2 separate regions of the Homo sapiens genome follow, and region 2 is linked to region 1. Evidence: chromatin contacts called from ENCODE Hi-C or POLR2A ChIA-PET data. All regions are on one chromosome and are shown on one strand. Each heading gives the region's core, a stretch centred on a gene start or an enhancer-like site at or near the end of the contact. The rest is flanking DNA. Distances are from core to core; before and after follow the strand shown. Region 1 holds the start of BMNCR (bone marrow associated non-coding RNA). Region 2 holds the start of FMOD (fibromodulin).

Region 1 (6,322 bases), core at 2,727-5,226:
GTACCTCAGTTGGAAATGCAGAAATCACCCACCTTCTGCGTCACTTATGCTGGGAGCTGCAGACTGGAGCTGTTCCTATTCGGCCATCTTGGAACCTCCCCCAAAACATGCTTTTTTAATCTGCCTAAACATATTCCCACCCTTTCACCTAGCTAACTCTTATTCTTCTTTTAGGCCAGGGGTCCCCAACCCCCAGGCTGTGGACTGGTACAAGTCCATGGCCTGTCAGGAACCAGGCCAAACAGTGGGAGGTGCAGGAGGTGAGTGGCTGGCAAGCATTAACACCTGAGCTCCTCCTCCTTTCAGATCAGCAGTGCCATTAGACTCTCATAGGAGCACAAACCCTCTTGTGAACCGTGCATGCGAGGGATCTAGGTTGCACACTCCTTATGAGAATCTAACTGGCTCCTGATGATCTGAGGTGGAACAGTTTCATCCCAAAACTATTCCCCTCTGAACCCCACTGTCCATGGAAAAATTATCTTCCATGAAACCAGTCCCTGGTACCAAAAACATTAGGGAACCGATGTTTTAGGCTTCAGGTTAAGTGTCACCTCATTAGACAGGTTTACCTGGCCCTGAGGGTCCCCTTCCACAACACTCACCTATTTATAAAGCCTGCAGTTTTCACCACCAAGTGAAGCCTGTCCATCTTGTTCACTGCTTAGCAAAGTAATAAACAATTGCAACTGCATAAATGGATGGTCAGGTTTTGTACCCTCTCCTTTAAGTGATGAACTTCTACTCATCCTGCACATCCTCCTCACACTCCCAGCCCCAAGCTGGTTCAACTGCTCTTCTCTGTGTTCCAATAGCACATTTTACCTTCCCTATCATAGACTTCATCTTATTACATCATGATTCCATGTTTACTTATCTGCCACTCCATCTAGGATTTGAGCTCCTTGAGTTCCGTGGTCTTGTTTTATCATCTTTGTATCTCCCAAGAAGAATGCTTGGCATAGGGCAGGCTCTCAATGATGTTGACTTTATAAATCTGTTGTAAAAAGAGCCCCGGGAACCCTGAAAGTAGAGAGTAGGAAGTTGAGGGAGGGAGGCAATTTTAGATTTAGCTAACTGCCCTGAACATGGCATAGATGAATTCTTCCTGTCTAACCTATTTGGGGAAGTGGATCGAGAGTTCTGTGTCCAAGTGTATATTTGCATATTTACATTTAGCTAGAAAAATAAAAACTGCCCTTAGTACAGGAAGATGGGGAAGGCAGATAGCCTCTGCTCTAGGAGCTTAATCAGCAAGTCACCAGGGCTATTTTCAGAGCTTCCAGTGAGTTTTTGGCTATGCTAAGGGAGTTCACGAGCCACGTTTGGCAGCAGAGATTGGAGAAAGTTGTTCCACGTAAGAAATGAGAGGAATTCGGATTTTGCCCCTAAGAAGAAGACAACAATGAAGAGGGGGAAGGGGATTAGCTGAATAACATGCAAAGAGTCTGCACCCTGAGTTATGAAAATGATCAATGGATTTTTAAAAAGTCATACCAGAAATGTCTGTTGTTTAGTATTATTTAGTGTTTAGTGTTATTGCTATGATGTAAAGCTCTTCATTTCTTCAAAGCTTCCTAAGTTTTCCACATCACAGAAGCCTTGCAAGTATTTCTGCCATGTTCTCCACCTGGATGGTGGTGGTGTGGAACAGGGACAGTCACCAGGAATGGCCAGAGGACCCTGGATCGAACAATTCATCAGAAGCAGGAGCACCCTCCAGAAGTTTGTGGAAAACTTGAGATGGACATTAGACTTTGCAAACTCCAAAGGGTGATGCTGGTTCAAGGCACATTTGCCCTGACCTGAAGGGTCAATGTGACCACTTCTAGTCTTTATGAGCAGGGCTGTGTGTGTTTCAGTGGCAGTGTGTCTCTAAGAAGTGTGGGCTTTCATTGTCTGTATAATTAAACCCTGTGCTTGCAATTATCCTTGAAGGTATATGTGTTTATGTGCTGCTTTTGGAATGATATATTGATATGACTGCATGTTGAGTCCCTGTGGGAGAGGCTGCTAAATGGTCATGTGACCATACTTTTCTTCCTCACCTAGGAACACCAAGCCCCTTCGCACTCCATGAGAAGTAGAGGCCTTCCCGGGATCAAAACAGCACTCCCTCTCTGAGCCTCCCCAAGTAACATACACTACCTGCCCCATTTTCTCCTTCTCCTGCCCCTGCCTGTTTCCTTGTCTTCTTCCTCCAGCCCCAAGAATAGCTGAGGCTCTTAACTAAGAACAAGAAAACAAAAAATCGGGTCACCAGATGTGCTTCATTCCACCTCTCCCTCTCTAGCTATCCTCCCCACAAGCCAACGCATTCTGAGCATATATACAGCAAGCACCTGGCATCCCCCCAAACCCAGCTGTGCCTCTGCCTGGCAACAGACCCAACTCAGGTGGAAATTTGGGGTACCCCACAAGCATACCATATGGTTCATCCTGTCTCTAGCACTATGGTGCAGCTCTTTTGTTCTGCCTAGACAGCCTAAGCAGACCCCAGAATGATTTTTCCCATCCTGAATGAAAGGTGATATGTTGATGTCATCTGTACTGCCGGTCGCCTTCTCCCTGTGTAGACACTGCCTGTCTCAGTGTAGGAGGACAATGAGGTCTCCAGGAACAAGGTCCCCGTCCAGAGGCAGGAAGACAGAGAGACCAGCAGTCCTGCCTCAGCTCATGGGCAGGGTTCACTTGAGCTGGTCCCCACCTGGAGCCCAAAATGAGTGTCTTGTGCTTTGGAGTGAACAGACATCTGGGATTCTCATTGGGGACTGTTTACTGGTTGATTTGCATGGCACATTAACAGCCCACAGCAGCCCACTTTCTGCCAGGGACTTTCAGGAACCATTTCTCCAAGCCAGCGTGGCCCTGCGCGGGCATGAGCCCTCCCCATCCCTTCTTCCCTCCCCACATCAGCCACGTGGATGTGACTCACACAGGCTCTCTGAGCCCCTGCCAGCAGCAGCCAGAGGACTGCCTGGATAAAGTTGGGATGGGCTACTTCAGGAGCAGGGAACAGTCCAGAGTCCCTGTTAGAATTCCGTGGGCCTCCGTGCCCTCCTCCTACTACTACTCCCAGTGTCGCCTGCAGCCCAAACCTCATGCAGCAGCGTCTCCCTGATGCTTGGGCGAAAGTTCATCCTTTCCTATCTGCTTCTCTCCTTTCTCCCGTAGCACATACCACAATCAGGGACAACTATGTGAGTTCTCTTGGTTTTTCCCTGTGATATTATATAAATAACCCACACTTAAAGCAGAATATTCATATATATTATTTTGTTTTATCCTCATGATCACTCTATGAGATAATTGTTATATTTCCCATTTCAAAGAAGAAGAAATTGAAGATTGAAAGATTAAGTGAGGCAAAGCATAGAGGATGTTTAGGTAGTTAAACTACTCCGCATGATCCTATAAAGGTGGATACAATTCATTATACATTTGTCCAAACTCATAGAATGTACAACACCAAGAGTGAACCTTAATGTGAACTCTGGACTTTGGGTGATAATGATGTTAAAATGTAGGTTCATCGGGTTTAGCAAATGACTGTTCCTGTGGGGGATGTTGATAGTTGGGGAGGCTGTGTGTGTGAGGGGCAGGGGATACATGGGGAACTCTGTACTTTCTACTCAATTTTGATGTAAACATAAAACTGCTCTAAAAAAAAAAAAGTCTATTTAAAAAATGCCACTCTAGGCAATACAGAGAGACCCTGTCTCTTAAAAAAAAAAAAAAAAAAAATTAGCCGGGCATGGTCATGCACTTCCATGGTCCCAGCTACTTGGGAGGCTGAGGTGGGAGGATTGCTTGAGCCCAGGAGGTTGAGGCTGCAGTGAACTATGATCACACCACTGCACTCCAGCCTGAGCAACAGAGTGAGACCCTGTCTCAAAAAATAATAATAGTAATAATAAGAAATACATAAATAAATACTTATTTTTAAAAATTTTAAGTTTTAAGTTTTTTAAAAAGTTTTCCTTGATTCCCAGAGTTTCCCTTGTTCTAAATGTACTGCATGAGCTTCTGAATGTACTTGGAGATTTACCAGTACCTCTCCTTGCCAGTTGTAGCTCCTCACCCCAGCCTGTCATCTGTCTGCCCCACCCTCCTCAACCTCTGGACTATAAGAACTCTGAGCCTTGACTTAGTTGTCTCTGTATTCTTAGCTTGCGGCAGTGTCTGACACATAGTAGATGCTGAATAAATGTCTGCTGGGAGAATGCATGAATGAATGAATGCATGGAGGAAGAGGAAGGAGAGGAAGAGAGAGAAGAAGATAGTGGGAAGGAAGAGAGGAAGAGGAAATAAAAAACAGGAAAAGGAGATGGAAGAAGAAGGAGAGTGCAGTATAGGGTCGGAAAGAAAAAAGGCATCCCTTGATTTGATCTTATCCCCTTTGTCTTCCTGGGGACTGGAAGGCCCTTCTCAGTTCCTTTCTTTTCCCTCTCCTCCCAACAGGATAAGGACTTTGGCCACAGCCCTGCCTATCCCCCAGGTATCCCCATAAAGTCTTTAACCCTTAGATATAGAACTGCTCTGTCCCTTTTCTACAAAACAAATGTGTTATTTGGGCAGAAGAGGAAAGGAGAAAATTTGAAGTGGAAAAATCTTTGGTTTGGAAATTCAGCTGACTGCCCTCATTTGGAATAAAATGTCCTTCAGTCCCTGGCTGTGTGGCAGGCAGGCCCGGCCAACAGCAACACCGGATGCCGGGAGACTGGGAGGAGGCCTGGGGATTTTCAGAGGAGCCGCCAGAGTGGTATGAACTTGGAATCCAGGAAGAGAGTGATGGGGCTCATCTCCAAGGGCTGAATCCCTATCCTCTTCCTCATCTCTGTCCAGACAGTGGTCAGTTGTCCCGATGTGTCAGGCAGAGTGCTGTCCTGGGGGCACAGACAGGACCAGGAGAAGCAAGTCCTGAGGGAGAACAGGGGCTGGGTCTGTCTCATGTCCTGAGCACCAACCTCAGCATCTGACACATGGAAGGTACCCAAGAAACATCAGCTGGGAAAAAAAAAGTAACCCTTGTCCCGAGGGGTTGACAGGAGACCCAGACTTTGCACTCAGGTTGGTCCCAGCCTAATAGTGGAGACAGAACAGATATAAAGAATGCAGCTCAAAATCGGAATACCAAGTACAAATACAAATAATATAAACCAAGGGCTGACCTATCAGAGTAGCACAGCAGACTGGCTTGGGGCCAGTGAGGTGAATTGAGAGAACCTCCCCAAACAGACCATCCTAAGTGGGCCTCTGAAGGAGCAGATGGGAATTATTTGGCTGAAGCCAGTAGGATGAGTATCAAAGTGGGGAGTTCAGACAACATAAGAACAAGAAGAGCAGGAGGCTGAGCGGGGATGGGGCAGGTCTCCAGGGCTGGAGCAAAGCACAGCTGACCCACCCTGACTGGTGTCTGCAGATGTTGTAGAAGCAGCGCTTAAGTTTACACTGGCTTGCTGGTAACCTGGGTAGCCGGGGGGAAATATCACAGTATAGTTCACAGGTTGTGTCATAATCTCCCAGATTCATCATTTTCAGCCTTGGTTGTGCTTATGGGGCTAAGGGGTGGAGGCCTAGATTTGTAACAACCCAGAGACCAAACCCATTTCCACAAGAAAGTGCACAGAGAAGACAAAGGGAAAAACGTGGTAACAGGGAAGATGTCAGAGAGATGGGAGGCTGTGCAGAGAGGGCAGCACAGGCTGCCAGTTGGCCTCTCTTGTTTTGTTTTGTTTTGCTTTGCAGGAGAGAGGGAGGTTGGAAGCGCCACTGAGAGGAGTCAGAGGAAAGTGTAAGGAGACTTGTAAAAAAAGGTATGCAGGGTGCTGTGTGCTGCCTGATCCACTGTATGTGAGTTCTGGGTTTCAGCAAAGGCCATACAGACATTAAGGCTTCTGGAGCTGGGCTAATGCTTCCTTGGACTGTGATCCCGCTGAAATCAACTTTGGAGGAAAGGAAATGAAAAGGCTCCAATTTGTATCTTCCTGGGAGTAAATGTTTCTTATCCAATATCAATTCTCTCCTTCCTTACTTAATAAAACCACAATTTGTTACCCAGACAAAAGATGACCTTTCCTTTGCTCCCTTGCAGCTAGGAGTAGCTTCCAGTAGCAGGAGCCCCTGGAAGGTTTAGGGGAAAGTCTGGATTTCCTGATATGTACCCAACCCTTGCTTTTTGTCATTTTCTTTTGTCTCCGTCCTGCCTGGAACATGTGATCAGGAGGTGGTCATGAGGATGAAAGTCATATGTGAAGGATGATGGAACAGAGGGACTAAAGGAGCCTGCCCTGGACACCCTGATTTCCTGCTATGGGGAGTG
Region 2 (6,192 bases), core at 1,041-3,540, 57 kb after region 1:
TGTGCTTCCTTCCCCTCACGTAGCCTCTCTCCCCCTGGCCCCTCCTGGAAGTGGCGGGTGGGAGGTTACCCCTTCCCAGTGTTTTTTTATTCCTGTGGGGCTCACCCCAAAGTATTAAAAGTAGCTTTGAAAAAAAAACACTAATTCCAATGCAAAATATCTACTGTTATCTTTGATAACATAAGTAAACCACCTAGTCTATAGTAGGTGGTCAGAAAAGGCTCATTCATTAGGTTTCATCTTTTTGAAATCTCTTCTTAAATTCTGAGAATGGGTCCCTGACAAGGCCCTTTCTGACAGCCCACACGCTAAGTCAAAAGCTCAAACCTATTGGAGAAACCAAAAGGACCATCTGCCTCGACACTTCTAAATTCTTCAAATTCAAGTCATCTCAGGGTTTCTCAGTTGGTATTTTTTTAAGATAAAGGTGTTTCTTTGATGTTGGCATAAGCCAGTTAACATACTTGAGGAGAGAACATTTAGGACACATGAGTTTATCTAAGCTATTGAGATTCTGTGTGACCCACATTATAATGGTTCTCAAATGTTTTCTTCCAGCCCCTAAACTCCAGATTCAGATTCATATGTCCAACGGTCTACGTGCATCTCCAGGGGAATGCCTAGCAGGCATCTCTAACAGCATATCCAAAATGTAACTTTGGTTTTCTACCCAACTCAGTCCCACGTCACCTTTCCCATGTCAAGAAATGTTACCACCACCTACCCAGTTGCTCAAACTAAAATTCTAGGAATCATCCTTGACTTTTCCTAACTCTGCAAGACTTGTCAGTTCTCTGTCTAAAATATAAGATCTTCTCTTCCATTGCACCAGTCCAATCTGCCATTACCTCTCCTTGAGGCTGGGTTGGAGCCTCCCTGCTTCCACCCTGGCCTCCCCTTCTCCATACAGCAGCCCCTCCTACATGCTTTTAAAATGTAAATTAGATCCCATGCAAATCAGATCCCATGGCTTCTCCTGCTTGAAACATGTTTTTTTTTTTAAACATTTAGAATAGGCCGGACCGGATGACGCACGCCTGTAATCCCAGCACTTTGGGGCACTGAGGTGGGTGGATCACCTGTGTTTAGGAGTTCAAGACCAGCCTGACCAATATGATGAAACCCTGTCTCTACTAAAAATACAAAAAATTAGCTGGGCGTGGTGGCGTGTGCCTGTAGTCCCAGCTACCCAGGAGGCTGAGGCAGGAGAACGGCTTGAACCTGGGAGGCGGAGGTTGCAGAAAGCAGAGATTGTGCCACTGCACTCCAGCCTGGGCGACACAGCGAGACTCCTTTTCGATCTCCTGACCTCATGATCCTCCTGCCTCGGCCTCCCAAAGTGCTGGGATTACAGGCATGAGCCACCACGCCCAGCTGAGACTCCTTCTCAAACAAACAAACAACAACAACAACAACAAAAACATTTAGAATAAAAACCAAATCACTTCCATCGCCCAAAAGTCCTTTCATGGTACAGCTCCTGCCCAGCTTTCTGATCTTGTCTTTCCCTGGCTGAGGAATTCTATGGCTGTGAAATGGGTAGGACACAGTGAACCTCAGCTATGTGCCAGGTCAGGAGCCTCCCACACATCACCTGATACAGTCCTTGCTACAACCCAGCAAGGTAAGTGTTATTAACTCTGAATTTGTTGTGAGCATTAAGTGGAAGTGGATGATGCTAGTGCATAAGCAGTGATCAGCAAATGCTGGAGTCCCTGCCTTTCCTTTTGTTCCAGTGGTGGAGGTGGGCAGGACCTGTAGCCTAGAAAAGTCTACACTGCTTAGGGATAGAACTGGAACCAGAGCCGGCTGTCCCTTGTCATTCATGCTCCCTTATCCACTAGCCTGATGACCTGTCTATAGGGGGAGCTGAGAAGCGCGAGTTCTCGCTCTCTGGAGGGACATGTGGGTTGCTGAAGGAGTTAAGATGTCTCTTACCAAACCCTGGCCCTCCCCATCCCTGCATCTGCCTTTGTGGCTTTAATGAGAAATCCAGGCGCTTCATAAGAGACTGTACAAATAACTTCTAGGGCGCCACTAACTCATTCAGCAGAAAGGGACCCAGGGCTGCCAATGTTTCAGGGAAGATAAGTGAGTGGAAAAAAGGTGGTTTTTATAGCGTCAGGCGGACCGAAGGATTTGCGTGGTTGAGCGTGAACTCCGCCCCTGCAGCAGAGCTGAAAAAAACCAGGATCCGGGTTCCTCAGCCCCTTTTCACAATATTTGATTAGGAATTTGGGGCGGGACCCTGGTCTGGCACAGGCACGCACACTCTCAGTAGACTCTTTCACTCCTCTCTCTCTTCCTCTCTCACACGTTCTCCAACCCAAGGAGGCCAGACAGAGGGACGTGGTCACTCTCTGAAAAGTTCAACTTGAGGTAAGTATAGTCGTTTTACTTCGGGTTTGTCCCTAGCAGTTCCTTAAAAGAAATAAAGGAAAAGTGGTAGGGGATAGGGGAGATGGGGAGGCAGGGAGGGTTCATTCCTCCTTCTCCACATCTGGGCCATGACCCCAGGGATGCTGGAGAGTGGCAGAGAGGGTGTATAAGGGAGGGGTTCCAGCCCTGTACCTTTCTCTTACAGTTCCTTTATGGGTGCTGAGGGGACCTCCAATTCTCAGGCATGAAAAAGTGAAGGACCCTCTGTCTAGGGAAGCTTCTTCCCTGCTACTCATAAATCCCATCATGCTGGGAGTGTGGGCATTTTGAAGGGTATTCCAAGACCTGGATGTCCCTGCAATCTCTCTTATAGAGGGGTTTGGTACATAAATGCTATTATGGGAGAGGGGGAAACTTTTGTGTAGAATGTGTGTGTGTGTGTGTGTGTGTGTGTGTTTGGAGTGGAAAGGAGAGAATAAAAAGAAGCATTGAGAACTGGCCATGTCCAGGGAGCTGTGGATTGGGGTGGGGATGCAATCCAGGTGAGGGGATGGCCTCTGGCTTGACCTTCTCCACTGATAGGAGGGAGAGATCTTTCTCTAGAGTGGAGAAATGAAAGAACAGCAGTAGCTCCTGAGTAAACTTCCCCCAGCTGATAGTGTGGCAGTCCTGGAAACTTTCGACCTTACAGAAACTCTGAGCACAGGAGGGCCTCTAGCATTATGGGAAACAGTGTAAGACTATGCAACCCTGAAGCAACATTGCTAAGAGATGGGATGGGGTAAGGAGAGGCATAAGCTCCCCATCAAACCCTTTCAGCACCCATGGCTCTAAGAAGAGGCTGAAGTGGGCAGGGTGCACAGCCCCTAGAAAGCTGAGTCTGAAGGGGAAGGTGGCTCTTGTCTGCCAAGGTGCCCAGTCTGAAAGAAGGAGAAACGGAGACAGAGGCTCACTGTGCCAGCCCTCCAGACAGCCACCTTGGTCCTGCAACAGCCCAGGGCTGTGCATGGAAAAATGCTCTGTTGGCAGTGGGCCGCTCCATTCGTCTTCTCTCCTGGCCAGAGCCAGGAACCAGCCAGCTTGCCCAGGCAGTGGGCAGTTGGGTCAGCTTCTCCAAAACACTGTGGCTCTTTGTCTGAGGCCTGAGGCTGCCTGTGGATGAGCCAGGGTGCCTGCTCCTCTGCAACCTAGGAACTGATGGGATGAAGTGGGCCCAAGGAAACTGTTTTGAGGGGACAGAGAGGTCTGGGATGGATGGTGGTCAGGAGGTAACTCTGTTGAGTGTCATAGTTGGGGTCTTTCCCATCAGTTCACTGGATCTGATGATGTTGGCTTTTATACTCCTTTCTTTCTTCTGTTTACAGTTGCCAACCCCAGTAGGCCCAACAGCAATGTGAGGGCTGTATGTGACTCTTCCAGGCCAAGAAAGATTCTAAGGTTTCTCTGTCCAAGGGTGACACTCAGGAAGATGCCCACTGCTCACAGGAGTATGTCATGCATTGGCTATAGGTAACCAGGGTAGGGTACCCAGGCCACCCCTAGTCTCTTACCTTCCATACCTTTAGTTTCCCTCTCAGATGACATCAGACCCACATTTCCTCTTCAGTCTGCCCTGTTCCTATCTCATTAGCACAACAGGTTCAAAAGCAACAGGTTTCCAGCAATGTGGGGACCTAGACACAGAGCCTGGTCATCTAGGTGTCATCGCTGGGAGCAGGTAGCTTGGGAAAGGAGAGGAGAATGTCAGGGTCCTACCTCAAGCTGCTTTCCCTTGAGCATACACAAGAGTTTCCAATCTCTAGCTATTCTTTTGGTGTCCCTCATTCATTTCTCTTGGCCCCACATGGCTCTTGCATGATGCCCATGGTGGAGCATGAGGAGTGCTAACACCTTACTAGGCACCATGGAAGAGAGAAGCAGATTAACTCAGACTTCACACACTGAGTACCTGCTTTAGAAGGCAAGTGCCACACCCAGTGCCAGGGTCCTCAGTCTGGAAAGGATTTGTAACTGCTGCATGAAGACCCTGTCCCAGCCAAGTTGCATGTGTAGCCACAAACTGCTAACCAGTGAGTTTCCTCACTCAGCAGACTGTTACAGATGATGGCACTTTGGAGGGCAACCTGAGCCTTGTGGTGGCTGCAGAGGGACCACACTCCTCCCCAAACACTCAAGACCAAAAACTCCCAGCCTGCCCAAGAGACCAAAAGATTTTCCAGATGTAGTTCAGCTCTTCCCCTTCGATGCGTCAAGCGGCTTCTGGAGGTCTCCCATCCTAGGGCTTTCTCCTTGGACTCTTAGAAAAATACTATTTCCCCGGAACATCCAAACTGGATTTGGGTTCAGATCTGAAGAGCATCCCACTACCATCCTTACCACCACACCACAAACACAGGGATTGCTGTGGGCTTTTCAGCTTTCCCACAGGACTTTCAGAGTGCTAGAGGCTCCTAAGAATCTGCCCCTCCAAAAAAAAAATGCAGCTGTTCCCATTCAAAGACATTCTGTCTGTGACTCTATGACCAGGGGAAAATGCACTTAGCTCACCCCAAATAGCCATGGTCCGGCTGGACCAAGTGCAGAACCAGACTGGGAGGAGGCACCGAAGAAATGAGAGCAAGGCTCCTGCTCTCAGATGTTTGACATGGAAGTCAGCTCTGCATAGCTCAAAGCCTAAGGCTTGCCTACTCTGCCTCACTGCCTCTGTGGAGTCTCACTCATGCTGGCTTGCTCTGTTCTCTCCCGCTTCTTGCAGAGACAAAATGCAGTGGACCTCCCTCCTGCTGCTGGCAGGGCTCTTCTCCCTCTCCCAGGCCCAGTATGAAGATGACCCTCATTGGTGGTTCCACTACCTCCGCAGCCAGCAGTCCACCTACTACGATCCCTATGACCCTTACCCGTATGAGACCTACGAGCCTTACCCCTATGGGGTGGATGAAGGGCCAGCCTACACCTACGGCTCTCCATCCCCTCCAGATCCCCGCGACTGCCCCCAGGAGTGCGACTGCCCACCCAACTTCCCCACGGCCATGTACTGTGACAATCGCAACCTCAAGTACCTGCCCTTCGTTCCCTCCCGCATGAAGTATGTGTACTTCCAGAACAACCAGATCACCTCCATCCAGGAAGGCGTCTTTGACAATGCCACAGGGCTGCTCTGGATTGCTCTCCACGGCAACCAGATCACCAGTGATAAGGTGGGCAGGAAGGTCTTCTCCAAGCTGAGGCACCTGGAGAGGCTGTACCTGGACCACAACAACCTGACCCGGATGCCCGGTCCCCTGCCTCGATCCCTGAGAGAGCTCCATCTCGACCACAACCAGATCTCACGGGTCCCCAACAATGCTCTGGAGGGGCTGGAGAACCTCACGGCCTTGTACCTCCAACACAATGAGATCCAGGAAGTGGGCAGTTCCATGAGGGGCCTCCGGTCACTGATCTTGCTGGACCTGAGTTATAACCACCTTCGGAAGGTGCCTGATGGGCTGCCCTCAGCTCTTGAGCAGCTGTACATGGAGCACAACAATGTCTACACCGTCCCCGATAGCTACTTCCGGGGGGCGCCCAAGCTGCTGTATGTGCGGCTGTCCCACAACAGTCTAACCAACAATGGCCTGGCCTCCAACACCTTCAATTCCAGCAGCCTCCTTGAGCTAGACCTCTCCTACAACCAGCTGCAGAAGATCCCCCCAGTCAACACCAACCTGGAGAACCTCTACCTCCAAGGCAATAGGATCAATGGTGAGACCTTGGCAAAGGGAGGCGGGGACTGGCTGTCTATTTCACTTGAAAGACACTATTCTGAGTGCTAGT

The links. A loop is a pair of places that touch in the nucleus more often than their neighbours do. ChIA-PET counts read pairs that join two places held with the same protein, here RNA polymerase II (POLR2A). Pooled maps may share reads with other maps.
Region 2: a map of ascending aorta shows a loop between it and region 1 (3-fold over the local background). The contact joins the promoter of FMOD here to the promoter of BMNCR in region 1. A Hi-C loop is called at or near these places in 11 of 168 maps with a recorded cell type or tissue (CD14-positive monocyte, K562, Right ventricle myocardium inferior and 6 more) and 7 of 50 pooled maps. POLR2A ChIA-PET finds 5 or more read pairs at or near these places in 3 of 52 experiments (AG04450, GM12878 and Panc1).

The regions. Positions count from the first base shown.
Region 1 is chr1:203,405,279-203,411,600 of GRCh38, reverse strand. BMNCR (bone marrow associated non-coding RNA) reads left to right here and starts at 3,976. Exons shown (of 3, transcript XR_001738390.3): 1 at 3,976-5,070; 2 at 5,749-5,816; 3 at 6,224-6,322. RefSeq lists a silencer at 1,234-1,434.
Region 2 is chr1:203,347,220-203,353,411 of GRCh38, reverse strand. FMOD (fibromodulin) reads left to right here and starts at 2,290. Exons shown (of 3, transcript NM_002023.5): 1 at 2,290-2,379; 2 at 5,135-6,120. The coding sequence starts at 5,142. It also overlaps the pseudogene LOC100131747.